Linked DNA regions of Mus musculus: all the other regions are linked to region 1. The links are chromatin loops, found by intact Hi-C in ENCODE. Cell type or tissue: left cerebral cortex. All regions are shown on one strand. Each heading gives the region's core, and the rest is flanking DNA. Links, peaks and the distances in the headings are about the cores only.

Region 1 (6,352 bases), core at 793-4,792:
CCTCCCTCCACCCCCCACAGTTGTTTTTACAAAGAAATGATTTTTCCATGTTCATATGTATGATTTACTGGTCGGTTAATTTCTAGTAGAAATTATTTTTTACAAAGAGCATTATAGCTGCTGCCATGCCATAGATTACTGACAAATCTTACTTTTGAAGTTAATTTAGATTCAGGTATATTTATACTGAAGCTTATGTGTGTTAATGCTTTATTTTGCAAAAACCTGCTACATGTCTGTAGTTTCACTCTTATTTGTTTACTCTCTATCTGGCAAGGGCTATTCTAGTAATATAAAGTAATTCCACTGCTTTTAGACCTTATTCCAGACTTATTCTCTCTTAACAGTTTGATGAAAATAACCTGACATTGATGGAAGAGATAGCTAAAGTCAGAGGGGTAAAGTGGCTTGCCTGAAGCCACAGAGTACGTTCATATTCCATTAGCTTCTGTTGTGCTGAATTGAATGTATGTATAACAAATTCACACACATGTATGTGTGTATATATCAGCTTGCTCTTTATTAATCCTAATTGCCTTTGTATAAACAGTTAAGTTAGTAAATAATAAATTTATAAATATGGTATGTAGATTCTTTTTTGAAGAAATTTTATGGGCAGAGTGTTTGTTTAAAATTTGTTTTAATGGAATTTTCCATAAGCTTAATTGTCTTAATTAGGGTTTTATTGCTGTGAAGAGACACCGGACCATGGCAACTCTTATGAAGGAAGACATTTAGTTGGGACTGGCTTCCAGTTTTAGAAGCTTAGTCCATTACTGTCATGGCAGGAAAAATGGCAGTGTGCAGCGGACATGGTGCTGGAGAAAGAGTTGAGAGTTCTACATCCAGATTTGCAAGCAGCAGGAAGTGTATTGATCTATTAGACCTAGCTTGAGCCTCTAAGACCTCAGCCCCACCCCCAGCAACACAACTTCTTCAAGACCACACCTACTTCAAGGCCACACCTCCTAATAATGCCACTCCCTATAGGCCATGCATTCAAACACATGCATGTATGGGGCCATTCTTTATTATTATTTTTTTATTAGATATTTTCTTTATTTACATTTCAAATGTTATCCCCTTTCCTAATTTCCTCTCCAAAAATCCCCTTTCCTCTCCCCTGTTCCCCTGCTCCCCAACCCACCCACTCCTGCTTCCTGGCATAGGCATTCCCCTATACTGGGGCATAGAACCTTCACAGGACCAAGGGCCTCTTCTTCCATTGATGACCGACTAGGCCATCCTCTGCTACATATGCAGTTAGAGCCATGAGTCTCTCTGTGTGTTTTCTTTGGTTGGTGGTTTAGTCCCAGGGAGTTCTGGGGTTACTGGTTAGTTCATATTGTTGTTCCTCCAAGGGGGCTGCAAACCCCTACAGCTCCTTTAGTACTTTCTCTAGATCCTTCATTGGGGACCCTGTGCTCCATCTAATGGATAACTGTGTGCATCCACTTCTATATTAGTCAGGCATGGCAGAGTCTCTCAGGAGACAGCTATATCAGGAGACAGCTTCTTGCTATTATAAATAAGGCTGCATTGAACATAGTGGAGCATGTGTCTTTATTACAAGTTGGGGCATCTTCTGGGTATATACCCAGGAGTGGTATCTCTGGATCTTCTGGTAGAACTATGTCCAATTTTCTAAGGAACCACCAAACTGATTTCCAGAGTGGTTGTACCAGCTTGCAATCCCAGCTCGCCAGCATCTGCTGTCAACTGAGTTTTTGATCTTAGCCATTCTGACTGGTATAAGGTGGAATCTCAGGGTTGTTTTGATTTGCATTTCCCTGATGATTAAGGATGTTGAACATTTTTTTAGGTGCTTCCTAGCCATTCAGTATTCCTCAGTTGAGAATTCTTTGTTTAGCTCTGTACCCCATTTTTAATAAGGGTTATTTGGTTTTCTGGAGTCCAACTTCTTGGGTTCTTTATATATATTGGATATTAGCCCCCTATGTGAATTAGGACTGGTAAAGATCTTTTCGTATGGGGCCATTCCTACTCAAACCACCATATCAGTCTATTTTTCCTTTAGTCTTTCCTCCAGCCATCTAACAGTCCATTAGCCTTTTCGTTTTTGTAATTTGTCCATTTTATTATCTACCCATGTAAAATGTATAATGTAGTGGGGTTTTTAAAATTATATTCATGGATACACATAACCGTTACCACAATCATTTCAAAACCACAACCCCTGGCAAGGTGTGATATTATATACTTATAATTTCATTACTCAAGAGACTGAGGCAGGAGTATTGTGAGTTCAAGGACAGCCTGGGCTGTATAGTGATGAGAGGAGAGGAGACCAACAAGAAAGGAAGTGAGGAAGGGAAAAGAAAGGAAGCAGACCCTGCGTCCTTTAGCATTGCACGCCAGTCTCTCCAGGAGCCACTGATCTACTATGGCTCTATAGCTGTGGAGTTACCTGTTTCAGACATTTCATATAGAAGTGAATTTTATATAAAATGTGGTTTTTTGTGGTTGGAGTGTTCTTGTTTTCAAGCAAGGTTCATCTGTGTTGTTAGATCCATCAGCATTTAATCAGTTAGCACTTCATTTATTTTTATAGTTTAATAATACTCCATTATGTAGTATGTAGCTATACCACATTTTGTAGATCTACCAGTTGGTGGACCCTGGGTTGTTAATATTACTAAATTATTCTTGGATGCTTGTGCTTTGAACGAGGAATGCCCTCACTAGGCTCAGGTATTTGCATTACTTGGTCCCCAGTAGGTGGTGCTGTTTGGAGAGGTTTAGGAGGTGCAGTCTTGCTGGAGGATGGATGTCTCAGGGCTTCCAGATTTTATAGCCTATCCCTGCTTCCAGTTTGCTTTCTCTACTTCTCTCTTGCAATGTGAGCTCTCACCTTCTTGGCACCATGCTTGCAGGTGGCTCCCTGATGTCATGCCTCCCAGCCGAGATGGATTCAAATCCTCTGGGACCAGAGCCCAGATAAGCTTTTGGTCACATGGTGCTGTGTGTAGCACAGCAGCAAATGTAACTATTAATTGTGCTGCTCAGCATCCATTCTCACGTTAGTATCTCAGCATGGTTTCAGTTGGCATTTATGTAATGATGTCATATGCTTTTGGGCTCTTAGAGAAATCTCTGGAGAAGTGCCTATTCATATCCTGTGCACTTTTAAATCCAGTGTCTAAGTTCTTTATATATTCTAGAGAAAAGTCTGATATAAGACATGATCTGCTGGTATTTTTCCTATTGTGTGCTGCATTTTACTTTCTTGATAGTGTTCATTGAAGTATGCAAGGTTGTGATCTTGCGGGAGTCCAGCTGTGTGGATTTGCTGTTTTCGTGGTATGCCTTCCCCTGATAGAGCTTAGCATCAAGCTTGAAGCAGTCCTATTCATGTGTGCTGAGTATGAGTTTTGAGCTGGGACTCATTTGATGACTAGTTCTCTAAAGGTGCTGTGATGAAAACCTTTTCCCAGCAACCATGTGGAACCCTGGAGTTGGTGGGAATTGTAGATGAGAGAGCCTTCAGGACAGGCTTCACATGGGCTGTTGCAGGTTAAAGGTGAGTAGCTGTTTCATGTACTAGAAACAGACTGGAAAAGATTGATGAGTATTTGTCCTGATATGAAAGCTGACAAACCTGCCTGTAAGCTTCATGGCTGCTTGAGAGGTAGGAAACCCCTAAGTCAAAGACAGCAGCTTTTGTTGTTATACCTCAGATAGTATGCCTGTTCTGGTTTACCTTCCTGTCTCCATGCCTCATGGTTTCTGGAGCTGATATGGGAGAGCCCAGGAGGGTTGAGGTCACAACTAAGGAACCTCAGGCTCAGGGGTCCAGTTTTTGGAAGTAGACGCCATCTTAGTCTTGTGAGATCTTGCTCTTACATAAGCATCCTTGTAAAGATGGACTGGGACAGAAGGGCACATGGCACCTTTGCTCCCAAGATGTTCAGAATGAGTGAGAAATGACTTGCTCCCTAGAACCTGACACATTCAGGGAGCTGCAAGTGCTTCAGGGTGAAGATTAACTTCAGCTGAGGCCTTTCCAGGCTGTTGCCACCACCAGTGGTGAAAGCTTCAGCACTTTTCTTTGGAGATGAACTTTGTCCAAGATGCAGGAGAGGCCAGGTGAGATGAAGAGAGGGGTCCTCCTCTGTCCCCAGAGGGAACATAATCCTTTGGTTGTCTGGATGGGGTAATGTTGGGCTTTCAGAACTACAGAATCATGCACTGGCTGCCCACTTTAGTATCATTGTGACTTTAACTTTCAGGTTATTTTCCTTTATAAGTAGTGATGATGTAAAATAGCAGTGAATGTCTTGTAGGGTCCTTAACCATCCACCCATCCACATCTCCCTAACACCTGCCGTATTTGGAGTTGCTGTAAAGTATTAAGGAATGTATCTAAAATGCTCTTTACAGAGCTGGTACATAATATTCATATTGGTCAGTTGCTTTGTTTTTGCTGTAATTATTTGAGCATTTGAAAAGATGGATCCTGTAGAGCCTTAGGGTCAGAATTGACTTTGTACAAAAATACATCCGTGAATTAAAATGCAAATTCTCTATTAGCCTAGATGATTGCTTCATCTCTTAGAGCTTGCTTTTTCCTGCATGTGAAGACTTGAAGTGACTGCCTTTTTGTGGTTATTCTGGGTTTGAGACAGTTATTTCCTTTGTTGTTTAGGGTTTACTTTGAACTATGGTCTTGCTGTGTTGCCCAGGTTAGCCTCCAAAGCTACGTAGGCTCAAGTGATCTTCTTTCTCAGCTACCTGGCTGGAGTACAGACACATGCTACTCTGCTGTATTAAGCTCCTCACTTTAAAGGCGGCCCTGGGCAGAGACTGGCTACATGTGTGTGTGTTTCATTGGTATTCTGCTGAGTACTTAGTTTTAAGTCACTGGGTGCTCTCTAACCAGTGTCTTATTTACATGCAAACAAAATTACACTAAATAACAGATTTTTTTTTTGCAGTCTCTTTTGTCCCATTTTGCAGACTGTTCTTTTAGAAAGTATCCTTTTTAAATTTTGGAATAATAATAGACTTACAAACACTTGGAATGAGAGTTCCCAAATGTCTCTACCCACTGCCCTTACTTGCTCAGACCTTAGTGCATAGTACATTTATCAAAGCTACATAAAACATTGGTGTGTTATTGCAGACTAAACTTCTGTTTTAGTAACATTTTTTCAGTGGCCCTTTTTCTTTTTTTTATATTTATTTTATTTGTATGAGTACACTGCAGCTGTCTTCAGACACACCAGAAGAGGGCATCAGATTCCATTACAGATGGTTGTGAGCCACCATGTGGTTGCTGGAATTTGAACTCAGGACCTCTGGAAGAGCCGTTGGTGCTCTTAACCTCTGAGCCATCTCTCCAGCCCCAGTGTCCCTTTTCAATACATTGTCCAGGATGCAGTCCTGGCTGCCACATTGCATTTAGTCACTTCTTGAGTTGTATAACCTTTTTCTTTTCCCTTAAAAAAAAAAAGTTTGACTTTGTGTGAAATGTCCCTCAGTTGGAGTTTAATGTTTTTCTTATGAGTTAAGGGCAATTTTATGTTTTTAGAAGAAGATGACAGAAGCCAAACTCCTAATCACATTCCGTGAGGGACTCAGCATGCTACCCTACACCACTTGGCTCTGGCAGTGTTTGCTAGGTGTCTTTACTACATACATGAGTAGTGTTTTTGTTTAGTTGGAATTCTTTAAATTGTTTTTTTCTAAGACCTTGGAACACACAGCTTTAAACAAGATGTCTTCATCAAATCCTTCCCCTCAGAGCTCAGGAAATCCTGCCAAAGAGGAGACTGAAGGAGTGGGGGAGACAGTACACAGGATACCAGGAGAACAAGGCCCTTTAAAACAACTGAGCAAGGCTCATAGGAACTCTGAGAGACTGAAGCAGCAGTCACAGCGCCTACATGGGTCTGCACCAAGTTCTCTGCGTTATATATATAATAGCTTTCAGTTGAGGGCTTTTATGGGAGGCCTGAGTGTGTAAAAGAATAGGCCTTCTTGTGCCTTCTCTTGAGGCTCTTTAATTTTTTTGTTGGCTTGCCTTATCCGACAAGTAAATCAAGTTGGTGTTTGTTTTTTCTTATTATATTTTATTTTGCTATGTTTTGTTATCCTTTAGAAGCCTGTTCCCCCCCTCCAGCACTGCCCCCCCCTCCCGCACGCCCCCCTCCACCCCCCAGTAAGAGACAGAAAGGAAGTGGATCTATATGGGGAAGGAGGTGGGGAGGAACTGGGAAGAGTAGAGGAAGGGGAAACAATGTTCAGATTATGTTGTATGATACAATCTATGTTTAATAAAAGGGGGTGTGGGTATTGTCTTCTTTATACTCTGGGCACATTATCAACGACA
Region 2 (6,352 bases), core at 1,382-5,381, 1.7 Mb after region 1:
TTGGCTTGCTCCTTCTGGTCAGTGTTGAATGAGAATGGTAAGAAGGATTCAGAGAGAAGTACCTTTCACTGTGATGTCTAGTAGCTACGAACTACATTTTCTGGGTGTTCTTATCAGGTTGAAGAAGTTTTCTCCCATTCAGGTAATATATAATATTTACATCATAAACAAACATTAAACTTTGTTGAGTGTATTTTCTGCATCTATTAACATGTTATTGTGCTTTTTAAAAATATTTTGTCGACATGATGGATCAAGTCAACTCATTTCCAGATGCTAAACTGACCTCTCCTTGTATACATGTCCTTTGGTCATCCTATATAAATTTCTTAGATGTTGCCATATGTGTAACTGTTTGGTTGGAGATTTTCATATGTATGCTTACAACATATAATTGCTCTGCAGTTTCCTTATGATGACTACCTTTGATCTTGATATTGAGGAAATAACTTCTTAGAGTAAGCTTTGAAGTGTTCACTATTACTATATTTTTACCAAGCATCTGCAATGTATTAATTTTAAATTTTGTATAAAGATTTGGCAGGATTTACCAAGGCACTTAGGAATGAAGTTTGATTTGTGGATAGCTTTTTTATTATTATTTTTTTATTTTACTGGTGTTAATTTGTCTTTTTTGTTAAAACTACTGATTTAGTTGTTTATATGTCTATTTGGATTATCTATTTCTTCTTGAGTTAGCTTTAGAAATTTGTCTTCACCAGTCAGAATGGCTAAGATCAAAAATTCAGGTGACAGCAGATGCTGGCGAGGATGTGGAGAAAGAGGAACACTCCTCCATTGTTGGTGAGATTGCAAGTTTGTACAACCACTCTGGAAATCAGTCTGTCAGTTTCTCAGAAAATTGGACAGAGTACTACCAGAGGATCTCGCAATACCTCTTCTGGGCATATATCCAGAAGATGTTCCAACTGGTAAGAAGGACACATGCTCCACTATGTTCATAGCAGCCTTATTTATAATAGCCAAAAGCTGGAAAGAACCCAGATGCCCCTCAACAGAGGAATGGATACAGAAAATGTGGTATATTTACACAATGGAGTACTACTCAGCTATTAAAAAGAATGAATTTATGAAATTCCTAGGCAAATGGATGGACCTAGAGGGCATCATCCTGAGTGAGGTAACCCAATCACAAAGGAACTCACACAATATGTACTCACTGATAAGTGGATATTAGCCCAGAAACTTAGGATACCGAAGATATAAGATACAATTTGCGAAACGTATGAAACTCAAGAAGAACAAAGACCAAAGTGTGGACACTTTGCCCCTTCTTAGAATTGGGAATAAAACACCCATGGAAGGAGTTACAGAGACAAAGTTTGGAATTGAGACGAAAGGATGGACCATCTAAAGACTGCCATATCCAGGGATCCATCTCATAATCAGCTTCTAAACGCTGATACCATTGCATACACTAGCAAGATTTTGCTGAAAGGACCCTGATATAGCTCTCTCTTGTGAGACTACGCCGGGGCCTAGCAATCATAGAAGTGGATGCTCACAGTCAGCTATTGGATGGATCACAGGGCCCCCAATGAAGGAGCTAGAGAAAGTAGCCAAGGAGCTAAAGGGATCTGCAACCCTATAGGTGGAACAACATTATGAACTAACCAGTACCCCGGAGCTCTTGTGTCTAGCTGCATATGTATCAAAAGATGGCCTAGTTGGCCATCATTGGAAAGAGAGGCCATTGGACTTGCAAACTTTAAATGTCCCAGTATAGGGGAATGCCAGGTCCAAAAAGTGGGAGTGGGTGGCTAGAGGAGTGGGGGGAGGGTATGGGGGACTTTTGGAATAATATTGGAAATGTAAATGAGGAAAATACCTAATAAAAATATTTTTTTAAAAAAGAAATTTGTCTTCAGTTGTTCATGGTATTTTACTATAATCTATTTTTGTTTCTATAATTTTTACTCTCTATATTTTTTCTCTGGTACGAGGTGCAACCAATACTTTTAAAATCAAAGAGAGAACTCAGGGTCTTCTTGCCTCTGCTTCGCAAGTACTGTTCTTAAGGGGTACACCCTGCTCAGGTCTATCAGGTAAGTCTTGCTTCAGTTATGTGTGTATATGATACATTTGTAAATACCACAAAATATATATTTCTTATTGTGGATGTGGTTAAAAAATATCTGAAACTGGAGTGTGCTAAGCACCAGATTTGTTTTATATGAATGGTCATAACCTGTATTAAAGTTTCATTAATTTCTTCCTCATATTTGGCTGATGGCTACTATTTTTCAAGTATACCTTTAGGTCATGCTTTCTGGAGGAGCCCTTTCTTTTCTTTTTCTTTCTTTTTTGTCTTTTATAAAGTGAATTTATTTATTCACTTTATATCCCAATGTCTGACCCGCTCTCCTCCCAGTACCCCATCATCCCTCCCTCCTCGTGCCCTCACACACCACACCTCTCCTTTTCCCCCTTCCCAGCACATAAAGTCTTTGCAGTACTAAGCACATTCTCTGCTACTGAAGCCAGACAAGTTGGCCATGTTAGGGGAATATGATCCACAGGCACATAGACAACAGTTTCAGAGATAGCCCCTGCTCTAGTTGTTGGGAACCCACATGAAGATCAAGCTGCACATCTGCTACATATGGGCAGGGGAGGGAGTTAGGTTCAGTCCATACTCACTTTTTGGTTGGTTCCTTCTTTTGAACTCCCAAGGGCCCAAGTTAGTGGACTCTGTTGTTCTTCCCGTGGAGTCCCTGAATTTATTATCTGTGGATTCCATTATCCTAACTTTGTCTGGCTTCAGTGAGAGAGAATACACCTAGTCTTACAATGACTGATGTGTGTGTGTGTGTGTGGGGGGGGTTAATACCCAGTGTTGGGGGTCTCCTTTCTCAAAGAAGAAGTGGAGGGGGAACGGAAGGAAGAGCTGTGGAGGGGGGAGTATGGATGGGGAGCAGAGGTGGGCTAATACTGGAGGATAAACTCAATAAATAAATTAATTAAAAAAAAGAAAGATGAAAGCAAGCACCAGAATTCATCATAAAGTCTGCTTTCGAAAATACTCAGACACTATCATAGAGTTAATGTGGGAAAAAAATAAACATTAAAAAGCTACAAAGGCTGTGTTTCATGTGAAGGAAAGCAAAGTTGTCTTCAACACAGTGCTTTTCACAAGATCTTCAGTAAGGGAGGCAGGGGGAAAGACAAGGAGGAGAGCCCATGTATCCTGCTGTGTGCCCACAGGATTCCCTCCCTGTCTTGCAATGCTTACTAAATATGAAAACATTGCTCCATCTAGTGGTTTTTCTTAACACACATTTCTCACAGCTTCCTCTTGTTGGTTATCTTTGACCATACCAGAGAGATGGGAGGCTTTAGTTTCCTAAAGGTTCATGATAAATTTTTGTCCTTCAAGAGTTTCAAAGAATGAATTATTTATAGAGCATAGACATGAATGAAGACTTCCAGACAAAATGGCAAAAAGAAGTGTCCTGAAAAAACTCTTCTGCTACTTCATCTATCTGGAAAATTTTTGGTAGGTTTCACAAGAAATTGTTGTTTGTGAATTCAAAAGAAGACATCTCTAATAGGTAAAATGAGAGAACATGAAGGCACAGTTATGAGCCACAGCTCAAGTAAGAGTAATTCAAGTCAATGGAAACAAACTTCATCAGCTCAGGGTCAGTTTTGATTAATTGGCATTTATATATATTTTTTATGGTTTTCAATTTGCTGCATTTTGAAAGTCTGGTAATTTTTTTTTAATTAGATATCAAACATTGTAAATTTTATCCTCTATCCCCAAATGAGCACATTGAAACCTAATACCAGATGGGAGACTTGTAGTAGTTGGAGCCCTCCTGTAAGCTATCGGTGTCCTTACACATAAGGTATCACACACACACACACACACACACACACACACACCTTGTCCCCCTTTTCAGGCATGTTAACAAAGTACTATTACTGGGTGGTGTCAGGAAGTAGTCTCTTATCACTGAACCAGAGAGAAACTTTGTATTTGACCTTCCAGCCTCTAAAACTATCTCAGATATGTCTCCATGATTATAAGCCTTCTGTTTTATGATAGCCTGAACAGATAAGAAAAAATATTGATGCACTTGCCTATATATATTCTAAAATGTCACTTACCCAGTTCCACTATGTGGAAGTAACTTGATACTTTTGGTTCTCTTTTTAAATTTCCATCACTAGGTAGGTGGTACCTACAGACAGTATTTAGCTTAAGATTCTGACTTCTTTATTCCTACTACCTTTAATTCAGCATGACATTTTCAATTTCATGAGAATAAAGGATACTGCAGAGAGTTTCTGTGGTCGAAATGGCTCTGAATATTTACTACTTATAGATGTTAGATTAGTGTCTTGCTAATAGTAAGTATACGCATTCTAATTGATGCAGTTTGTAGTGTAGGGGTTATTATTATTTTTTACTCTATTTTCAACTTTGGTGACTTCCATTCATACACGATATATCTGACATCCAATTCATAATCCATACCAAAACACTTGGCTGTGTTTGATAATGAGATAGAAAAGCAAACATCCCACAACCAACACACAGAGAGAAAGAGAGGGAGAGGAGAGAGTTGAGAGGGGAGAGGGGTGAGGGGAGAGGGAGGAGGGAGGAGGGAGAGAGGGAGGAGGGAGGAGGGAGAGAGGGAAAGGGAGGAGGGAGAGAGGGAAAGGGAGGAGGGAGAGAGGGAAAGGGAGGAGGGAGAGAGGGAAAGGGAGGAGGGAGAGAGGGAAAGGGAAGAGGGAGAGAGGGAGAGGGAGAGGGAGAAGGAGAGGGAGAGGGAGGGGGAGGAGAGGGAGAGGGAGGGAGGGGGAGGGAGAGGGAGGGAGGGGGAGGGGGAGGGAGAGGGAGGGAGGGAGGGAGGGAGGGAGAGAGAGAGAGAGAGAGAGAGAGAGAGAGAGAGAGAGAAGATGATCACTTTTAACTGTCAACTTGATGCAATCTAGAATCATCTGGGAAGAGAGTCTCTGTGAAGGATTGCCTAGATCAAGTTGGCCTATAGGCACATCTTTTGGGGGAGATCATCTTGATTAAATTAACTGATGTGAGAAGGTTCATCCCAGTTTGAGTGGCCTCATTCCCTAGGTTTGGTCCACAAACTATGAAAAAACTAGAGAAGGTTTCTGCCCTGTTGACTCTCCTGCTGTTGTAAATTATAACCTGGAATTGTGACCTAAAAATAAACCCTTTCTTTCCTAAGTTCCTTTCTTTCCTAGGGTCTCATCAAAGCAACAGAAATGAAACTAGGACATATGTCAAGTCACAGGACCATCATGGGACCTGTAATCATTTTTACTGGAAAAAAGAATATGTAATTGCAAATCAAATACAAAGTACACACCAAGATTAGACAAGGTAAAGAGAACCTTTTTATGCAACATGACCTATGTTCCTTTCACAGATGATAGCAGTCTCTTGTAAAAATGTCAATACACTTTCAAAATTTTTTGGTTTTAATTTTGTGACATTTCAATGAGAATTAAATAACTTGTAATATAAGGTTATTTTAAAATATTAATAAAATTTTGAATTATTACTAGGAAATTTCACAAATTCTGGTTATACTCGAATTTCCATGTTTTCATTAAAAAGATACAGAAGTCAGAGAAGGAAAAGCCAATCAATACCTTACAAGTATCAAATTTCACATTTGTTCCATCCTATTAAAAGCAACTCTTCCTGTAGGTTTCTTTAACTCTGATGACACAGGAAATGTGAGTTTTCCAGAGGCTGTGTAGATCGTGGGTCACTGTGAGGAAACAATGAAGCAGATATCAGAGCATGAATAAGTGCTGCTCTGAGCCCTCATCTGCCCTGCCTTGACCTCCTGCTGTTAACAGCAACTACAGAAAGCTGTAGAGTCAGCATCAGCAAGCATGCAACATCAGCAACAGTTTCTGTCATTCACAAGTGCTGGCTTTTAAGATATGAAGAACCCTTCCCAGTGAAAACAAGTCTGAGATCCTTAGATTAGAGTCACTCATGGTTCTCTTCTCAATAAGAATCCAGGTCTGAACTCACTCTCATTGGTTGGAGGTGATGCAGACAAAGCACACCATGGTTAATGTTAATGATATTATGCAAAACTCAAATCTGTGTGTATATCAACATTTGATGATTCTCAAAGGAAATGGTTGGTGATGATCACTTTAAATCAATCACAGTAAGTGATATTTGTCTTTGCTATTAAAGGGGCTTCAAGCCTGGAGCCCATGCATGCAGTGTTTATTCTATGAACTCCCTACTGGTGGACATCTGGTTGGCTCCCAATTGCTTGCTAATTCACACATAATGCCTCCTTCATTTTGCCTTTTCATCACAAGCAAATAACCA
Region 3 (6,352 bases), core at 975-4,974, 250 kb after region 1:
GAAAGAAAAGCAGGGCTTTCTTATACCCTTTACACAGGTGAGACAATCAAGGTACAAAAAGAGCAGTGCCTGAGAAGCCAGAGGGAAGTTCAGTCCAGACTTGGCAGCAAAGAAATCTCCAGGACCAAGATCAAGACAACTTCTTCACTCCCTTGTCCTTGTGAATGGCAGGCTCTGCCAGTGGCCATACGCCCACTCCTGCACACATTCCTTCAAAGCTTAACTTCCTGCTTTCCTAGGCTATCTACAGCCTATCACCTAGGCAGGATTCTGTGTTTAACTCTGAAATGTGTCATGGAGTTACCAGTCCTGACTCTGCCCAAATGTTGTTTTTTCCAACAGTCCCTTATCGCCAGCAGTCCCTGCGGGTGACCCTCATCCCACAGGGACTTGCTGAACCCCTCTTTTGTGATTGACCCTGAGCTTGGGGCTAGAGTGAGTATGGTCAGACCCTTCTTTCCTGGAAATGCAGTCCAGTGGAAAGAGTCCCAGGAGATGGGACGTCCTTGCAGCTGGATGCAATTTACACCTGACTGCAGGTGCTGGGAAAACACAGAAGGTGTTCTGCAGGATGAGTAAGAGCTCATTAGCTTGGCAGAGGAAGAAGAAAGATTCTAGTGGGAGGGAATATTTTGGGCAACTGTGCAGAGGTGTGAATTGGCAGGTGTGTTTGGGGCCCTGCCAGGAACTGGCATGAGTAGGACAGAGACCAGGAGATGAAAAAGATGAGTCTTGAAAGGGAAGTGAGACCTGAACGGATACAGGATGTGGATTTCCTCCGTGAGTCCTTCAGTGTTAGGCCAGAGCCTGATGCCCTCAGGTTCACGGTTCAAGGGTTCCTCTAGTGTTGTGCCAAAAAGGAACTGAGGGGGGCACCTTTACTTTATCCACAGCACTTAGTAGGTACCCTGACACACAGTAGGTATTTGCTAGTGGCTGAAAGGATGGTTTCATGGTTCAGAAGCTCTCTGCAGGAATCCAGTCTTGCACTGAGTTGGGGGTGGGGCGTGAGGGGCGTGGGTGGGCGTGTTGTTGGGGAAGGAGCTAGACGAGGAAACGAGGAAACGGAATTCAGGTCAGCAAGTTTACCAAGAAGAATTTCCTTGTGGGGAACTAGTTCCAAAGGTATTGGAAGAGCAGAAATCAAAGAACAAAAAACAGTCCTGAGGGTGACTCGGATTTTAACATCAGGAAGTTGCTCTCACCCTAGGACCGGAGGACAAGATGGTATCACCTGATCCCAGGAGGCCAGAATTGTTGGAGTGAGCCAGGCCATGCAGAGAAGATGTGGTAGACTAGGATCCCCAGCAGGCACACTCTGTTGGAAATGAGAAACTGGAATGGAGGATGTGGTACTCAGCAAAGGATGGCAGGAAAGGAGTTGGAAAGGGCAGAAGGACTAGCTAGGCTCATCTAAGGCAATCTAAGAAGGCTTCCGTTGCCTCCAGCTGAGAGCTTGGAACTGGGAATGCAGAGGGGGTACAGGTCCCTGCAAGAGGACAGGGCTTTATCTTTCCACCACCTCCTTGCTCTTTTCAGTCACAGCGGTGCTATTCCTTTGCAGCAATCAGGGAGAAAAATCTAGTCTCAAAGAGAAGCGTGGCTGTCCAGGAAATCATCACACAGAGAGGTTGCTATAGCTGAATGCCCAAGCAGGGAGAAAGATGTCTCCTGGTAACTCTCCTCTGCCTCCCACCTGCTCATGGTCTTCCAGAGCCTCCCACTGGTCATACTGGGCAAAAAAAAAAAAAAAAAAAAAAAAAAAAACCCAACTCAAACCAAACCAAAAACCCCAAAACTCAGTGAGTTTGTGAAGGCCATCCCAGGGAGCTGAGCAGAGGAGGACGGGGCACATGTTTAGCTGAGGTGTCATGGCAACGGTGGTTTGTGGTGATGTATCTCCCAGAAGAGGCTAACAAAGGGGGAGGAGGTACATACAGCATTCAGGTTAAGATAACTCATCACAGTATTGGTTGGGTTCATTGTCCAGTAACAGGCCCAGCGGGCAGCTCAGTACATCCTAAGATTCCTTCAGGAGAGAATCTTATCAGGTAGGACAAAAAACCTCAGGGTCTAGTGCAACTTCCTAAACATACTTAGTCCCGATAACCTGTCAAGATTCAGCTCCCTCTCCTAGCCAAGCTGCTGTTCCGTACACGGATTTCCTCTGGGCAGTTCGCATAACCCTATGGAGGCCTCCCTAACAGTTCCTTTCTTTGCAAGTTGTGGTCTCCTCTGAGTCTACAAGAGTGCCGGAGAAGCTTCCCCTACGGACTATGGACTGCTTCCCGTCGCCTTTGAATCACAGCAAGGAAGCTAAAGGTTTTAGGCTTCCGTTTTTTGTTTTTTTTTAATCAAATGGAGCAAAATGTAACCCTATGAAGTGAGTGTAAAACTAAAGTTCATAACGTATGCAAAATAATCAGAGTAAGGAGCCCGCACGCCCCTGGGCCACAACTGATGCCAATTATCATTACTGTCTCAATTTAAGTCTCCTAATCCCCAGCGCCTAACTAACCCTTGGAGATGCTTAATTAGCGTTTGTTGAATGACTGGAGAATTAATGATGAAAAGGATTTATTCTTGGGTTTGACCTGGTTTTAGAAAATTAATTATTCAGCATAATTGCAAGAAAGGATTTTGATAATAGGCATCTATGCTAAGTGAGGATCCAGAGACTCCAAACTGACCTGGTTTGCGAAAGAAGTGGGGGGGGGGGGGACCAAACAAAACCCAGCAACACAAAATGTGACTGCAAGCTGTTTCCAGGGAGCAAGGTCAGCCAGTTTCAAGAGCACACAACTCAAACTATATGAAAGTATACATGCGACCTTGTCCGCGTGCAGATGGTATCCCTGGCAGTGAATAGAATGACCCGTACCCCAGTATCCAATACTCCTGGCCGCACTGGCGCCCTAGACCCTCGGGCGCGCATTGCAGGCGGGAGGGGACAGGAATCTGGCGCCAGCCACGTGGGCCCCTTCCGCCAGTTCCCCACATCCTTTGTTTCCCACCGGCCGGAGCTCAGGAAGCTCTTTCGGCGAGTCACCGCGAAGGGGCGGCCCAGGAGCTTGGAGAGGCTATTTCCGTGCAATCCGGGCGGGCGGCAGGCGCGGGAGGGGCGTGGAGGTGGAGGCAGAGCAGAAGGCCCAGTGTTTGCTTTTATTTCATCCAACAGAAGGTTCTATTTGTGGAAGCGAACAGACGCTGGGGATTAGAGTTGGGAGGGGGCAGGAAAAGAGGGGAAGAAAAAAAAAGCCACATTCACTACCACGCACAGGTCTTCCCCGGAACTACCGCGTGGGGGTGAATGACTGATAATGGAATTCATCACCTTTCCTCTCGCCCCTTCCTCCGGCTGCAGCCGCGACTCGACGGCGCCCACAGCTCCACCGGGAGCTCCCCAAAGTGCAGAACGGCGGGGAGGGGGGGACCCACTAGGATAAAGGCGTGACCACTGGGTCTCAGCCAGCTGCCGGTGCGCAGCCAGGAGGTGCGCGCGCGGCCGCCGGGAGCTCGGTGCTCCATTGTGTTGTGTGAATGATGCGCGCGCACCAATCAGCGGTCGTTTCGCCCCTGCTGCCCCGCCCCTCCCGCCCACTTCCCCGGGAACCTGACGTCACGGGAGCTTTGCCTCCGCCCCCTCCCTGGGCTACGGGCCCGCGGGCCTGCGGTGGGGCGCGCGCAGCCTGCTGCCCAGCCCAACCCGGGGGGCGTGTGCGCGCGCCCAAGGCGTCCCAGGACGTTCCCACCTGCGCCTCGGCGCGCGCGGTCAGGAGCATCCCCAGGCCTCCAGCCACCCCTTACAGTTCCAGCCTCCAACTCCACCTCCCCTCCCCCCTAGTCTCCTCCCTCCGCTCCGGTGACTGCAAGCCGGGCGACGGGGCCGGAGTCGTCGCAGCCACCTCATTGCACAACCCGGCTTCCCAACTGTTTACACAGCCCGGGCTGTGAGTGTGTGTGTGTATACAGCGTGAGTCACCGGGAGGCGGAGGAGGTGGAGGAAAAGGAGAAGGAGTGCACTGGCCGGGATCAGTGCGGCACACACACTCATAGTCGGTCACTCTCTCTCTCTCTCCTGGAGCGCGTCTCGCTCGCTCACACGCCTGGAGCCCAGGAGCGCGCAGGATTCCGAGCGGCGCGGAAAAGTTGTACCGGCTTTTACGCCAGACTAATTGCTTTGGGAAGTGCGTTTGCTCGGAGAAGCCGAGGAGCCTGTGGAATCCTGTCCTCGAGGCTCAACACCCGGGAACTCGGGCCGTCTCCACGTCCCGGACTATCCACAGCCTCGGCAACAATAGCGGCGGCCACCGCCAACGAGGCGCCCAGACCTGGTGCCTGTGGGGGTCTGGAGACCTTAGCCGGCCTCCCACCCTTGGACGCGTGGCCAACGTGGTTCTGGTGGACAACGCCAGCGTCCTGGAACGGCTCCTCTTGGGGACCGATCCAAGCTCTATCTGCAAACTCCATCCCGCCGACTGGAAGAAGTCACAGCGCAGATCCAGGGATTTACAAAGCCGGGGCCGCTCCGGCCAGGGCCGCGATGCGGGTCGGTCCCGTGCGTTTTGCCCTGAGCGGCGCCTCGCAGCCCCGCGGTCCGGGTCTACTGTTTCCGGCTGCCCGGGGAACCCCGGCCAAACGCCTGCTGGACACGGACGACGCGGGGGCAGTGGCGGCCAAGTGTCCGCGCCTCTCTGAGTGCTCGAGTCCCCCCGACTACCTCAGTCCCCCTGGCTCGCCCTGCAGCCCTCAGCCTCCGCCCTCCACGCAGGGGACCGGCGGCAGCTGTGTGAGCTCACCCGGGCCCAGCCGAATCGCCGACTACCTGCTGCTACCCCTAGCTGAGCGCGAGCATGTGTCCCGGGCACTGTGCATCCACACCGGCCGCGAGCTGCGCTGCAAGGTAAGCATCCTGGGGCGGAGGTTGCGGGTCTGGATCGTCCACAGAAGTGCCTAGGTTCCGGCCCACCGGGATCACAGTCCCGCCAGCGCTTGGGTTTGGCAGAGCAGATAAGGGCGTTTAGTTGGATAAGGAGGGTATTTTGGTCAGCTTCGTGTTTTTGGAGGTTGAGTGCTTTCCTGTGGAGTGTTTTTTGGTGAGGGTTAGGCGGTCTAGAGGAAGTGCAGGGTTCAGTTCTTTTATCTCTGTTCTTTTCTTTGGCGCTCTGTATTGCTAGCGCGTGGCGTTCCATTTAAGTTTGGAATTGCAATGGGTTCCAGGGCCATGCCATTGCCCTGCTCTCATCCCCCTCCTCCCCCTGTCCTGGAAGGACGCCCTGCAGTGTGTGCCTCCTCGGGACTTGGAGCAACTGGCAAGCTCTTTGCGCGAGGCTCGCGGCATGGGTTCTGTATAGACCAAGTCGGGCTTCTTTTTACCTAGGGGTTTCTGGGCTTGAACTCCTGTTGGGACCAGCATACAGCCCACCCCAGGAAGTGTTGGGATGGGGTGGTCTTAAGCGTGGGAAGGCTTCTGGCCAGCATCGGAGTATTGGAAAACTTCCAGAGGCTCGCTTCCACTTGCTTTAGTTTGAGCCGGCGATTTTCATTGCAACATTAACAGGAGTACAACTAGATACAGGATGGCCGGTCTGGGAGAGCGCGTAGCCCAGGACTGCTTCGCAGTGTGCTCTTCGTGAGCCGGACACCCCATCTCTGGGCCATTGAGAGCCCCACTGACTCCTTTCATTCTCCTGCAGTTAAAAGTGGCATCTGGGTTTCCAACAACTCACCTGAAAGCCCCCCTCCGCCCCCCCCCCCCCCCAACGTGAGCGCCCCACCTCTCCGTTTGCTGCTGCCACCTACTGTCCACTCTCGTGAAATCTCTGATGCGTGGTCAAGCACAGAGAGAAACTCTTTCTTCTTGGTGGATGAGAACAGTTTTGGGAGAGAAACGGATGGGGCGGGAGGAGAAGGCAGCAGATATATATTTTTTTCCCAAGTTGGTACTAGAGCAGCCACCTCAGAGGTGGGGTTGGTCTGGGTCATTGTGCAACCCCTTCCAGTTCCTCTGAGCAGATAATAGCCGAATCCAGATGGTGACAGCCCGTGTGTCACCATTTCCAGTTGCGTCTAGGATATGAGTAACCGGGCTGAACAAAAGGCCCTTAAAGAGACCAGCCAGCTTCTTAGAGGATTTGCTACCCGTTCTGGGGAGGGGGGCCAACCAGGGTGGATGGGGGTCGAGGAAACAAACAGGAAAAAAGAGAAGACCTATAGAGGTGCCTATCCTCTCCTGTAAGAAGGTAACTACAGGCTGCTTCCACCTGAGTCTCAGCCATAGGCAGGCTGCATAAGGCCGCTTTGTCAGTCTCTCCTTCCAAGTCATCAGTTCCTTCTGACTAATGACAGCTCT
Region 4 (6,352 bases), core at 982-4,981, 130 kb after region 1:
AAGCTCGCCAAGCGCTAACCCTTCCCACCCTTGGTAAGAGTTCCTGATAAACCTTTGGCTTCTGAGGAGAGAGAACTAAGCCCCAGTACCTCCTCAGCAACCGCCTTTCTAGATGCGGGAAGTGGATCTGGACTGTCAGAGCTGTTCTAGTGTCATGGAGGTGTCCTGTGTTTGCAGCAGCTGCTAGCCCTATTGTGCTCTTTCACTGAACGCTCTATTAGCCTTTGTGCCATCTGCTTATTTGAGACAATACAGCTGGGTTGACTGCAGCCATTCCAACAATCAGGATTTTCTTTTTAACAATGTGAACATTGCATACTGCCTCTCATTGTACACAGTATTAAGACAAAAAATACCATTTAGAAATGGTTGTGCTAAGCTCATTTTAAAATAAAAAGGTTCTATTTAAAGTTCAGCTGGTTATAGTATAAACCGGTTCTGATGACTCATTCTAGCGATACTTTTACCCCCCACCTGTGCTTTTAGTAGTTGTTTGGGGCCCAGACAGGAAAAACCCTTACATTATGTAGATTACTTATTTCAGGCACTTGATTTAGTAGCAACTTGTTGACTAATTGAGGAAACACTTTTAGTTAGAAATAATTAGAAACACTAGAACATCCAATTTGGTGAAGGGCATTGCATTATAGGTGTAGTTCATTTGTGACTGTATGTATAAATTTAATAATTTTTCAAGTGCGTGCTTGCCTCCAGCCCCTGCCTGACACAGTTATAATCTTCCTCACAGTAGCTCAGCTGCAGGCAGGAGACCATCGTCATTTCCCAGGAAGAAGCTTGCTGGTATCTCCAGAATAGGTCAGCGAATGCAGTCTCAGCTGTTCTCCCTGCCTACAATCTTTGTGACAATCATAAACAAATTAAATGGCCTTAAAGGACTCAGAACTTTTGACCAGCAACCTGCTTTCTTCCTTAAAGTCTGTGGGTATGATCTAGTTAGCGAGTTTCCCTCACGGTGCAGAGAGGGCAGCATAGCATAGCAGGATGGGTCATCCACCCTAGAGCCATGAACAGGACTTGCAGTGGAGTTGTTCACATTCAGGGATAAGTCTTCCCTTCTAAGTTGAACCTTTCTGGAAATGCCCTCATAGATACACTCAAAGGCGTGTTTCCATGGTGATTCTAAATCAAGTGAAGTTTACAGTGAAGATTAACCATCACAGTCACTAAAAATGAGTGAATACCACTCACTGCACGACCCAGCGAGACTGGCAGAGTAGTGAGGGGAGAACAGGAGTCTCCATGGACTCTGGCGCACTTCCAGGTCATCCTCTGAGGGGCTCAGCACACTCTGCACTACAGAGTCCAGGACACAGAGTACACGAGCAGTCTGCTGCCTTTGTAGGCACTGTGCTGAAGAACAGATGCCCTGCCTGCCCTGGCTACTGCTCTCAATGATAGTTTTTCTAGAGAAAATGAAAATTGGTATTTTGCTTTTTAAATATTCACTACTGATTACATTTTTCAAAGCACTGAACAAAGCCTATTTACAAATTACAGGTTATATATGATTGGTAGGTCTTATATGGTATGCTAATTGCTCCGATTTAAGAGTTGATATTTAGCTTTTCAAATTGTTGATTTTGTGTTTTAATTTTAAGAGAGGTATAACCCAAAGAAAGTCAATACTCTCTGCTGATGAAGACTTGATCGTTTCCAGAGACAGTTTCAGTACACCAGCTGTGTGACACCCAGCGCTTAGGCAGTAAGAGTACTAACCAGCTCATGTCTTCAAAGTATCTGCCACTGTGCAGAAGCAGGACGCCACAGCATCACAGACCTGTACTGCAACCTTGAGTGTAGCAGTGTGGAGCCTCTTGGGTAGCCCTGGCTTCTTGCAAGTAATTTTGCCTGAGTCATGGATGGAAACGGCGAGATTTGGATGAGCGCAGCTGTGCTTGTCGGAGGTCAGTCTAGCAGAGCTGTTGAAAGAGCAAGCAGAAAGCCTGTGCCGGCGTAAACCTTGGCATGCTTTGTGACAGCAGTGGTATCACCACCATATTCCTTGGCCTCTCTGTGGTCTTGCTTTCTGCTTCTCTGAGTAACAGTCATACAGGTTAAGTAGTCCTTATCCAAAGGCCTCAGACACACAGTGTTGGAGGAGTCTTCAGATATCACCATTTTTGCATGTATATAATATGATAAATTAGGGACAGGACCCAAGTTTCAACTTAAAATGTATTAACATTGTTTTCAATAATTAGCCTATACATGTGGGTTAAAGATAATTTTATGCAATATTCTAATAATTTGTGTATGAAACAGTTTCGTGGTATGTGATATTCCACCCTTGGTAATAATATCTGCATCCTAGCGTTTCAGTGATTACATCAAATATTCAGGACCTCACGCGTGGCAAATGCATTGCAGTTATTAACTACTGCCCCTGCTACTGTTTGTAATTACAAAAGGCCTGAGGCCAACCACGGCTGTGCCTGTTAGTAATTGTGCCCTCTAGATTCTGCTTGGTGATCTCTGTAAAGATCAATATGGGCAAGAAAACCCAAAGGTAAAATGTAATTACATGTGAATGCACATAAAGGTTTCACAAATGCAAAGTATTGTTTGGTGTGAAACCTTGTTTCAAAAGTGAAGACATGGGGTAGAACCTTTCCATGTTTGCCCAGCACTGCTCAGACCCCATGAGAAGTCATTCGTGTGTGTTCAGGAATTTCAGCTGTCTCTGTCGCTTCTGACATTCGAGACATGTTATGCAATTTGCTTTCAGTGTCTTTAGACCTCCTGAAAGAAACATTATAGGGCATGAAAGAATTTGCATAGTGTCTGCACAGTCCCCCATCAGTGTTGGTGGGATTTCAGTCTCTGGAAAGGGCCTTGTTGAATTATTCCATTCCATGATAATATTAGAACAATAGCCAAGACTGTGATATATAGTCCCAGGAGCAGTTGATTTTTATTTGGGGGTGGGTGGGGGATACAACCAAATGAAAATAGATTGGTCAAAACACTGAAAACCCCATTTCCCTAACATCCTTATTTTTATAGCTAATGTGCCAATTGACTCATAGATAACACCTGTGTCGTTTATTTTTAAAAACCTTACTGAAATCTACATCTTAGTGAAACTCTAGGAAAAAAATCACAACAGCTGTCCAGGCATCTGTTTGAATGATGCAGTGTGAAAAGAGTTCTAAATATAATTAGAACGTAAGACAAATAAACTTGCAGAGCAGTACTCAAGTATCAATTGAACTAGATCAGAAAGAACATGCCATTCAAATAACCTAAATCTAGAGTATTTATGGTTTGCTCTGGAAAGCAACAGATGTTTGCCTTGAGTGGTCTTTATTAGCAGACTCAAAACACAACTAGTCCATTGCCACTTTCTGGGTGCAGAGAGCTAGTATACCAGGATGGGGGGCGGGGGTAGGAATGAATGGTGTCAGGCTGACAGTGTAGCTCACTTGGTAGAGTGCTCCCATACATGTGTAATGTCCCCAGCACGGCATAGAACAGACATGGTAGTGCACCACCTATACTCCCAGGACTTGGGAGGTGGAAGCAGAAGACTCAAGGTTCTCCTCTGCTGCAGAAGGACTCTGAGGCCAACCTGGGCTGCAGGAGACCTTGTCTCCACAAAACTGAAGTGTTAATGACCCGGCACAGCGGGCTTTTGCAGGACGTCTTCATCACACCAGTATTCCCAGGATGCCCTGTTTCGATTTGACATTCCAGGCACCCCAGTTAGCACCTCTCACCATCTATCTTAGTCTGTTTTGTGTTTCTGTAGCAGAACTCTGTGACTGGGTAATTGATAAAGCAATTTATTTCTCACCATTGTGGCTACTGGGGAACCTAGTGTCACGGTGCTAGAAACTGGCAAGGGACATTACATCGTGCCATCTAAAGGTGGGATTCAGAAGAGCTTTGCTGTTGTGTTGCGGCTGCTACTGTTGGCTGGTTGGATTGTTTTTGTTTGTTTGTTTGGTTGGTTTTTGTTGTTCTTGGTTTTTTGTTTTTGTTTTTTTGGGGTGGTGCTACTGGATATCAAATCCATGTTCTTAATGAATGTCAGGCAAGCTTTCTACCACTACACTATACCCTCAGCCTGCTGAACTCACAGTCTACTCTCAAGAGTGCCGATCCACTCATGGGGAAAGGGCCCTCCTGGTTTAGAAAATTGTTGAACGTCCCATCTGTTGACACTGTTACCGTTACATTGCATTGTGTTTCTAACACATGAGCTTTGGGGACTGAGGCAACATCTGTCCTTCCTTCCTGTCCTTCTCAGTAGCTCCTAAGTGTCCATACTTGGCTGAGACTGGTTTCATATTCTGAGAATTCAAAGAAGAGGGTAGACAGTGTCTCCTTTCTTTTAAAGGCTAAGTAACATGATGCACATTTTATTTCAGGTACTATTCGGCCTTTAAAGCTTTTAGCATTGTCTGGCATACAGTGGGTATCAATTAATGACCCCAGTGTATGACAACATACACGTTTCAATAACTGTAGTTTATGGAGCGCTTGTAATATTCTAGAAAATCTTTGTACATATATGCATGCAAATTTGTGTTTAATCATTGTTATCCTATGAGTATAGGTTATTGTCCCAGCTAGTCCCAATTCATAGATGAGCTGCCTGAAGTTGGATGGTGATCTGGAGTTGTCCAAGGTTACACGTATGCCAGGTGTGTCTTAAGTACAACTTTAGTCCTTTACCATTGGAATGTTCCTCAGAGTCTCTTCCCACAGTCCCCATTTCCCATTGTCCAACAACTTCCTCCAAGGACAGTGCTTGCTTGCAGCATGTGTTTCCTGCTGTTCAGTGCCTGGGAAAACTAATTTCACTGACTCCACTGTGAATATGCAACTTTGTAGCTTTTTCTCAGGGCTACAAAACTTTGAGAAAACAAGAGGAAGTTACCAGTCACGCTGAAAGTTGTCATGCTAATAGGTTAATGATCATACTAATGATTAGTAATAGTAGGAGGGAAGTGAGGGAGGAGGTAGGGTATGAGTCTATAATATCTGCCCAGTTTGTTTCAGGGTGTTCAGATTCTTTCACATCTCTGAACGGCCCACGCCTCACTAAGTCTCCCTCCATTTGGTAGGTGAAGCAACTGAGACCTAGAGCAGTTGGCAGAAGACATTGCTCAAAGCCAAGAATCTATTTCCAGCAAAGCTGAGATTCAGATGCAGTCTAGTTCCTTTTTATCCTAAGAAAAACCTGCCTGTCTGGTGGTTATCTATCCCAGAACCTCAGGGGTCGAGTGACCTTCCTCTAATCCCACCACACATGCCCTTCATCTGTAGGATTTTACCAGTCATGTCAGAAACCTTGGAATTAATACCATACAGAGTTTGCATCTCTGGTTTTGCTGTGAATCCCATGGCACACACTGCCATGTACCTGTTGCCTCTGACTTCCACAGAGAGTGAGAGGTCTTGGCACGTATGTCTTTGTACAGCTCTCCCAGCAAGAGGCCGTCGTTCAGTAGATGCCCTAACTAGGAAAGCCTGCTTCCCCAGGACCTTTCCTCACAGTCCCTCTCACTGAGTCATCAGCTCGCTTCCTTCACTCTCAGCCTACACGTTCACTCAAGTCTCTCCTTCCAAAAGGAAGGGCAACAGAGGCTTTCTGTATGTGGCTGAGGCTGCTTCTCTTCCTCCTGCTCAAAGGAGAGGCCTCACTCTTGAGTAAACACAGTATCCTGAGTGCCTCCACCATGTAGTGAAATCTCTCTGAGAATGTGCTCCATGGCTGCAGTCCGCCCAAGTTTCCGTTCTGTCTTAACTAAGCCTCCATCTCTTAAATATTTCCAGTCACTGTTTGTGAGTTTGTTGGTGTGTTGCCCAGACTGACGTCTAACTCCTGGGCTCAATATATATTTCTTCTTCACCCTTCTGAGTTTTCAAGAGCAAAGGTATGCCCACTGCAGTGGTTCATCTAATGACTTAGTGTTCTCACTCCCCCTTTGTAATCTCTGCTTGGGTTCCTTCTTAACGCCTACAGCTGCCCTGCAGGTACAGTTGGTCAGGATTGTCTTCCTGACATTTACCCTTCTGTACTGTCTCTGACTGGTCATTTCTGGAGTTGCTATGGCTGCAGCCGCCATCCCACCCACATGCTGTCAAATGAGGTCTCTCCTCTGATCTTAACCTTACTGCTCCTTTCTGTCTCCTTTGGGATATCTTAGGAGCATTCCAGTGTCACTGTGGCCCCCTTCCGTCCTGCAGTCCCTCCATCAGTTAGGTCATCATCCACTCCACAGAGCACCACCATCAATATGAGTCCAGCCTTTGTCCTCCACTGCCTGGAAGCACTGCTCAGTTCTGTGGCTCCTTAGGTTTGTCTCAGATGTCCTCTCACACA
Region 5 (6,352 bases), core at 1,067-5,066, 470 kb after region 1:
TGTTTACAACAGTCTAGATTCTCCTTACAGATACGAGGTCTTAGTGAGGATTTCAGGATTTGGTGAAATTGATAAAACCTATTAATTCCAGCAATTATCAGAGGAGGAGAGGTCAGATCAAGGAAACACAGGGTGTACCTCAGTCTCACATTGGGCGGAGAAGCTGGGATTTGGAATCAGGTTTCTGTCTATCATGGGACCATCTTCTTTACAACCATCTATGCATTCCAACAATGTCACCATTCTTTGTATTCAACATCTGGTGTGTGCAGACTGTCACACAAATCAGACACGTGATCCTCTTGAGTGGTCTCGCTGTATCCCCGGAGTCCACCACTACAGGCAGCCCTCTGAATCCATGGCTTCTGTGAATTCAAAATGCTCAGATAGTACAAACAAACAAAAAAAATCCAGGAAAAATTGCATCTGTAATGAATGTCAATTTTTTCAAAACTGTGAAAGTGTCATTGTGACAGTGAGTTAGGTGTGATGAACAATCCAGAAGTGACTTAAGGGTCACAGGAGAATGTGCACAGGTCATATGCAAATGTATTATCATTATATAAAGACTTAGCATTTAGCCAAAATTCGTTCAGTGAAGGGGAGATGGAACCTGTAGAGGACATCTCCAGTGGATAGGCATGACACCCAGTCAAGGGACGGGGCCACCCACCCATCTCAAAGTTTTTAACCCAGAAATGTTCCTGTCCAAAGGAAAGACAGGGCCAAAAAAAACCAAAACAAAACAAAAAAACAAAACAAACAAAACAAACCAAACAAACAAACAAAAAAACCCCAACCCAACCCAAACCAAACCAAAAAACCAAAAAAACCCAAAAAACCAAAAAGCCAAAAATGGAACAGACACTGAAGAAAGGGCCATCTGGGGACTACCCCATGAGGGGATCCATCCTGTCTGCAGACACCAAGCTCAAGACACTGTTGCTGGTGCCAAGAGGCACTTGTTTGACAGGAGCCTGGTGTGGCTGTTCCCTGGGAGGTTCAGCCAAGAACTGGCCAATGCAGAAGTGGATGCTTGGAACCAACCATCAGACTGAGCCAACCACTGAGCTGTCCCAGTGAGTTTGCTGGTGGAAGGACTGGAGGGGTGGAGAGGGATTGCAACCCCATAGGAAGAAGAGTGTTGGCTGGCTGGACCACCCAGTAATCCCAGGGACTAGACCACCAGCCAAGGAGTGTACAGGGAGGGATCCATGACTCCAGATACATATGTAACAGAGGATGGCCTTGTCTGACATCAATGGGCGGGGAGGCCCTTGGGCCTGTGGAAGTTTGATGTTCCAGCATAGGGGAATGCTGGAGTGGTCGGGCAAGAGTAGGTGAGGAGCACCCTCATAGAGGCAAAGGAGAGGCAGGAGAGGGTGGATGTGGGAGGGGCATTTGTGGAGGGGTAGCTGGGAAGTGGGATATCATTTGAAATGCAGACAAATAGAATAATTAATAAAAATAAAAAGACTTGAGTATTCACAGAAATGACCCTGGAAAATCCATGGATCCCAATGGATTAACAAGGTAGGTGCTTCACAGGGTCAAGAACTAATTATTGATGCCTTTATAATGTCGTTCTATTGTGAAGGTGAGAAAGCTTCTCCATCTTGTCCCAGCTGAAGCCATCTTTGGCTCCCTCACCCCCTGCTATTAGAAGTCCCGTGGGAAAGCACCCAACCTTGTTTTAGAAACTCGGGGTTGAAATGCCCTAGCTAACGGCATGCTCTTGACTCTTGGTAAACTGCTTGTTAAACTTGCTTCCCTGCTGGCAAACCAGGATATAGTTTTTCTGTGTTCTTTAATTTTGAAAGCTCCCTGCAATGCGCTTTCAGGGCTGCCTTTTGGGAAGCGTTTCTCTTCAGGCCGTCCCCAGCCTGCTCAATACAGACTCCCAATTCAAATTTTGGTCATGCCGGGTGAGTGGTCCTTGGGTCTTTACCAGGTAACACTATTACTAAAATACCATTGAACAGCGACTGTACCAGTAATAGCTGTGTTAGTAGCAGTGCTTGTCACATGATGAGAATTGGGTAAGCCAGGGGCTATGGCTGGTGAGACTAAGTGGTAAACTCTACATTCCGTTGCTAACATCCCTTCATTCTCGGTGGCTGAACAGTTACTTAAGCTTTGATGCGAATCGTGTTGTTATGGGGAGCGTGTCTTCTCAACAAACAGCGACTTGAGGACCCTTCCATTTTGTGAACGTCGTTAACTAAGGAGCTGTTGAAGTCATCGTGGAAGGGGAAGAGAGAGTGTGGCAATAGGTCAGAGGCTGTGACAGCACCCATCGGTCAGCATCCTACTGAACTAACTGCAAGGGAGATCCAGAGATGTGGTCTCGCGTGCTTGGGGAAAAGAGGAAACAGGCTTGGGGAGCGTCTAGAAGCTTCTGCCATTGTGCAAGCAGTAGAGGGAGATTGTACGCTTGGAAGTCTAACTGGAAGTCATAGACTGGAGGGGCGTGCTGGCAAACAGGGTGGAAATCAGGGGAGGTAGTTAGCCGGTACCAGCCAAAGCTAATCTCAGGTCAGCAGTGCAGTGTTTGTGCTCTTAGCTCTCTCATCCTTGGGGGTTGCGCTGCTTACACTGAGAAGGCATCTGAGAATCTGACAATTGGTAAAGGGCTAGAGGCAGACATTTATAAGAAAGGAAATAACTTGAGAGAAAACGTGTGGATAGTGCGGACCACCGCAGTTAAGAACTCTTTTTTCCCCCCGCGTAGCCCTATTTGTCTCCCCCTGGTGGCCATTATAAGCAACCATAGTTCCCTTCCCGGAGCTTAGCTGCTTGAGCAAGATCAAGTTATTCATCTCCTCAGTCACCCGAGCATCCTTGATGTCAGACTCCCAGCAGTTGACAGTTCTAACAGCAGCTCTTGGTGATGGTTTCTGAGGAGCAACAGTGATGTAAAAACCCAGCATAGAAACTCAGGAGACTCATTTGACTGCCTTCTGTCCATCTAGAGCAGTGGTTCTCACCCTTCCTAGTGCTGTGACCGTCAATTCAGCTCCTCATGTTGTGCTGATCCCAACCACAACATTATTTGTGTCGCTACTTTGTAGCTGTAATTTTCTACTGTTATGACTTGTAATGTGCAGGATATCTGGTGTGCGACCCCTGTGAAAGGGATGTTCGGTCCCCACAGGGCTTGCCACCCATAGGTTGAGAACTACTGATCTAAATTTTTCAGAATTCAGAACTTTTCCTTCAGTGACGCTGACAGATGCCCTTCACCTTTCTGTGTGATTTTTTTGGGGGGGGGGGAACAAATCATCTAAGGATGGAGACGTTTGCACTTTCTAGGTGCCTTTGTTGACGCCCCACAACCTTAATCACCTCATCATATGGGTGTGCACTAAAACAGGGAGGCCAAGTTTTCAGATGAGGAAACTGAGGTCCAGAGAGCCTATGTGACTTGTTGAAGGTGCCATTGCTCTTAACGTGTCAGAGCTTGTGCTAGTGCGATGGCCACAAGACGCTTTCTTTCTTCACACGGTGTTGTACCAATCATAACCACAGCTGTGAGGGAGGTGTTTTAAGGTCCTCTCAGCCATTCTGGCCCAGATGGCCTATGGTGTTCACACTAGTGATCTCTGGTGTGGTGGAGAAAGCACACATCGAGCGACTGCATCTTTTAAGTACTTAGATTTTTGATATGTCACTCTTGCCTTGCCAGATCTTCTTCTTTTATTTTTGCACAATGTGTTTAATCATCATGTACCACTGTGGGCATTTTCTAGGCTAAATTTAGATGACTGAAGTCCCCGCCCAGAACCCTCACCATCCTTTAAATAACCTAGATTATTTTGAAAAGTTCCAGCCAGGCTCCTGGCTTTGGGGGAACAAATAAAAAAAGATATGGGCTGTGTCCTTGATTGGGAGAAAGCCGACCTGTAGGGCAGTTGGGAAAAGCGCTGGATCGGGGGTGGGGTGGGGGTGGGGCTAGTGGGGTAGAGTGGAGTTGGGTGGGCGGGAGCGGAGCCGAGCGGGGCGCTGAAAACCTTGTTGAGACATCAAGACCAGTCCTGATGTAGAGAAAAGAGGAAAAGTTTCCGTGGTGAATTCAGTTGCCCCATTAGGGTTCTTGTAGCCATAGGTCAAAGGTCCTGCATCCTTAGAGTGTCCTCACTGAGGAGCAAATAAAGAAGCAGCATGCCTGCTCTTGTGTCACCTCCACATGTGGAATCAGTGACACATCTCATTTGCCAGAACCATCGCCTTCTCTCCTTGCTGCAGGAGACCTTTGATATTTTCTCACTTTCTATCGCCAGTTCCCGTCTGTCTCCTCACCCGTTACCAGCGACCTGAAATGCAGAAGCTGTCCTAGTTAGAAACCACCCCAGAGCCCACAGCTTTTCCACATCAGCCTTTGAGTCACTGGACAAGTGAAACCCCAGGAAGGCCACAGGGGTCACCTGGGCTTCCCCCGAACCCACGTGTTGTCCTGTGTTCTATGGTAGGGTGGCTTCTGCTTGCCTCTGCCCTCTGTTGCCTCTCTGTGATGTGCTCCCATCCTTTCCTTAATGGATGTCCCGTTAGCCTAAGACCATGCTCAAATATCTACTCTAAGAAACTGTCCCTGCTTCTCCCGGAACTCCTTATCCCTAAGCATTATTTTGCCCCCATAGAGCACCAAAGTTTCCTGTGGTAGCACAGGCTCTGTGGGTTAGCCATCTCTGTCTTCTATCTGTGAAACTTGAAGGTAGCTACCATGTCTCACCTTCCACATAGACTGAACTGTTGGGATCTGGTAGGTGCTTTGAAGTAAGCATTGTATGAATTATTAAGGTTATGGTTAGTTTATATAGTGAATTTGCCTGTGCACATGGATCTCATGTCCACTATGTTGCTGGTACTGGGAATCCACTGGATAAAAGGATCCTCGGCTCTCCCGAGGGTTGAGATTGGCGTCGATTCTCACAGCCAGCCATCCTGTACTCTTGCATAGCATCGTTGCAGGGAAGGCCGTTCTTGCATAATATTAGCAATGGCAGCAAACAGTGTCAGTTAGAATTAGGTTTGGTGCTAAATGATGAGAAATACAAGGAGACAGCTTAAATATATATGCTTTACTCATGTAACAGACACAAGTAATTTTTTTTTCATTTTGTTTTGTTTTCTGAAACAGGATCATGCTTTGTAGTCCAGACTATCCTGGAATTTAGTATGTAGACCAGACAGACCTTGAACTTAAAGAGATCGTTTGCTTCTGACCCTTAAAGGGCTGGGGTTAAAGGCATGTGCTACCACATCTAGACAGGTAATTCTGTCCAGGATGTCATCACATGAAGTTCTCAGAGACCTGGGCTACTCTAGCTCTGCACTTCACTGTCTGGACTTTAGCCGCTGTCTTTCACGGCCCACACGGAGTTTCAATAGTCATGTCTACCTTCAAACCACAGCCAGGAGTGTAAGGGATGGACTCAGAGCTCAGCCAACCATTTCTAAGAAGGTCCCTAGAATTTCCTGGAATCCACCACTTGCCATTTTGTTTACATTCCATTGGTGGAACTTAGTCATGTGACCACACCCACCTACAAAAACATCTGGGAAGTGTAGTATTTATTCTGAGAGATCTTGTTCCCAGTATGGAAAAGGGGTGGGGGAAATGGAATTGAGCCATCATCAACACTGTTAACCTAACACATAGGACTCACCTCAAAGACAATAAGAGTTTATTCTGGAGCCAAGTATGAGTGGCCATGGTCCAGGAATGCAGATTCAGGTTGCCCCAGACACCATATTCTAAGGCAGTAACAGTTTCATGAAGGTTTAATGGTTGCAGAACCAAAGGTAACTATAAATCATGTCACTCTTCAAGAGCATTGGTCAAAACATCCAGATGGTGAATTTTATATAGTCATCTATGGAAAAAAAATCTCTGCTACAGATTTTCAGTGTTACTTGATAAATGAGGGAAGCTAGTAGTCTGTTACTTTATCCCAAAGGGTTTCATAGGATAGCCATAGATCATTAAATTAGACAGAGGTGAGCAATGGGTGCTAAATAAGGAACTAAAGTTAGCTCAAGATGATTTGGGTCATGAAACTTTAGCATTCCACGGTCGAGAAATTACTTTTTTTAAAAAAAATATTTATTTATTTTATGTATGTTATGTACTCACACTATTGCTGTCTTCAGACACACCAGAAGAAGGCATCAAATCCTATTACAGATGGTTGTGAGCCACCATGTGGTTTGCTGGGAATTGAACTCAGAACCTCTGGAAAAGCAGTCAGTGCTCTTAACAGCTGAGCCATCCCTCCAGCCCCGATAGTTGAGAAATTCTAATCAGTCAGTCTGCCTCATAGACTTTAACACAGGTGTGGCCTTCCCCCTGGGA

Evidence for each region. Peaks named below come from ENCODE experiments on the same cell type or tissue, not always from the same donor. Only the 100,000 strongest peaks of a DNase experiment are listed, where the experiment ranks them.
Region 2: a loop joins it to region 1, with 6 times the contacts of the local background. A loop is called at or near these places in 6 of 42 quality-filtered maps.
Region 3: it touches region 1 in a loop (8-fold over the local background); 32 of 42 quality-filtered maps call a loop at or near these places.
Region 4: it touches region 1 in a loop (2.5-fold over the local background); 12 of 42 quality-filtered maps call a loop at or near these places.
Region 5: a loop joins it to region 1, with 5 times the contacts of the local background. A loop is called at or near these places in 31 of 42 quality-filtered maps.

What each region holds. Positions count from the first base shown.
Region 1 is chr15:59,394,650-59,401,001 of GRCm38, forward strand. All of the region lies in intron 2 of Nsmce2 (NSE2/MMS21 homolog, SMC5-SMC6 complex SUMO ligase), which reads left to right. Among named protein-coding and RNA genes, the nearest start is that of Nsmce2, 24 kb to the left of the region's middle. In left cerebral cortex, for the core only: a CTCF peak has its summit at 2,739 (motif pointing right); DNase peaks (open chromatin) are centred at 2,790 and 3,285; H3K27ac peaks cover 296 bases.
Region 2 is chr15:61,093,350-61,099,701 of GRCm38, forward strand. No RefSeq gene overlaps it. Among named protein-coding and RNA genes, the nearest start is that of Gm38563, 61 kb to the right of the region's middle. In left cerebral cortex, for the core only: a CTCF peak has its summit at 3,292 (motif pointing left); a DNase peak (open chromatin) is centred at 3,252.
Region 3 is chr15:59,644,620-59,650,971 of GRCm38, forward strand. It overlaps Trib1 (tribbles pseudokinase 1), which reads left to right and starts at 4,035. Exons shown (of 3, transcript NM_144549.4): 1 at 4,035-4,903. The coding sequence starts at 4,544. In left cerebral cortex, for the core only: CTCF peaks have their summits at 1,694 and 3,339; DNase peaks (open chromatin) are centred at 1,537, 2,217, 2,431, 3,211 and 3 more places; H3K4me3 peaks cover 2,242 bases; H3K27ac peaks cover 3,648 bases.
Region 4 is chr15:59,525,933-59,532,284 of GRCm38, forward strand. All of the region lies in intron 4 of Nsmce2 (NSE2/MMS21 homolog, SMC5-SMC6 complex SUMO ligase), which reads left to right. Among named protein-coding and RNA genes, the nearest start is that of Gm36677, 89 kb to the right of the region's middle. In left cerebral cortex, for the core only: no CTCF peak of the experiment used is centred there; DNase peaks (open chromatin) are centred at 1,846 and 3,145; H3K27ac peaks cover 1,135 bases.
Region 5 is chr15:59,862,541-59,868,892 of GRCm38, forward strand. No RefSeq gene overlaps it. Among named protein-coding and RNA genes, the nearest start is that of Gm36819, 42 kb to the left of the region's middle. In left cerebral cortex, for the core only: a CTCF peak has its summit at 2,758 (motif pointing left); DNase peaks (open chromatin) are centred at 2,685, 3,603 and 3,653.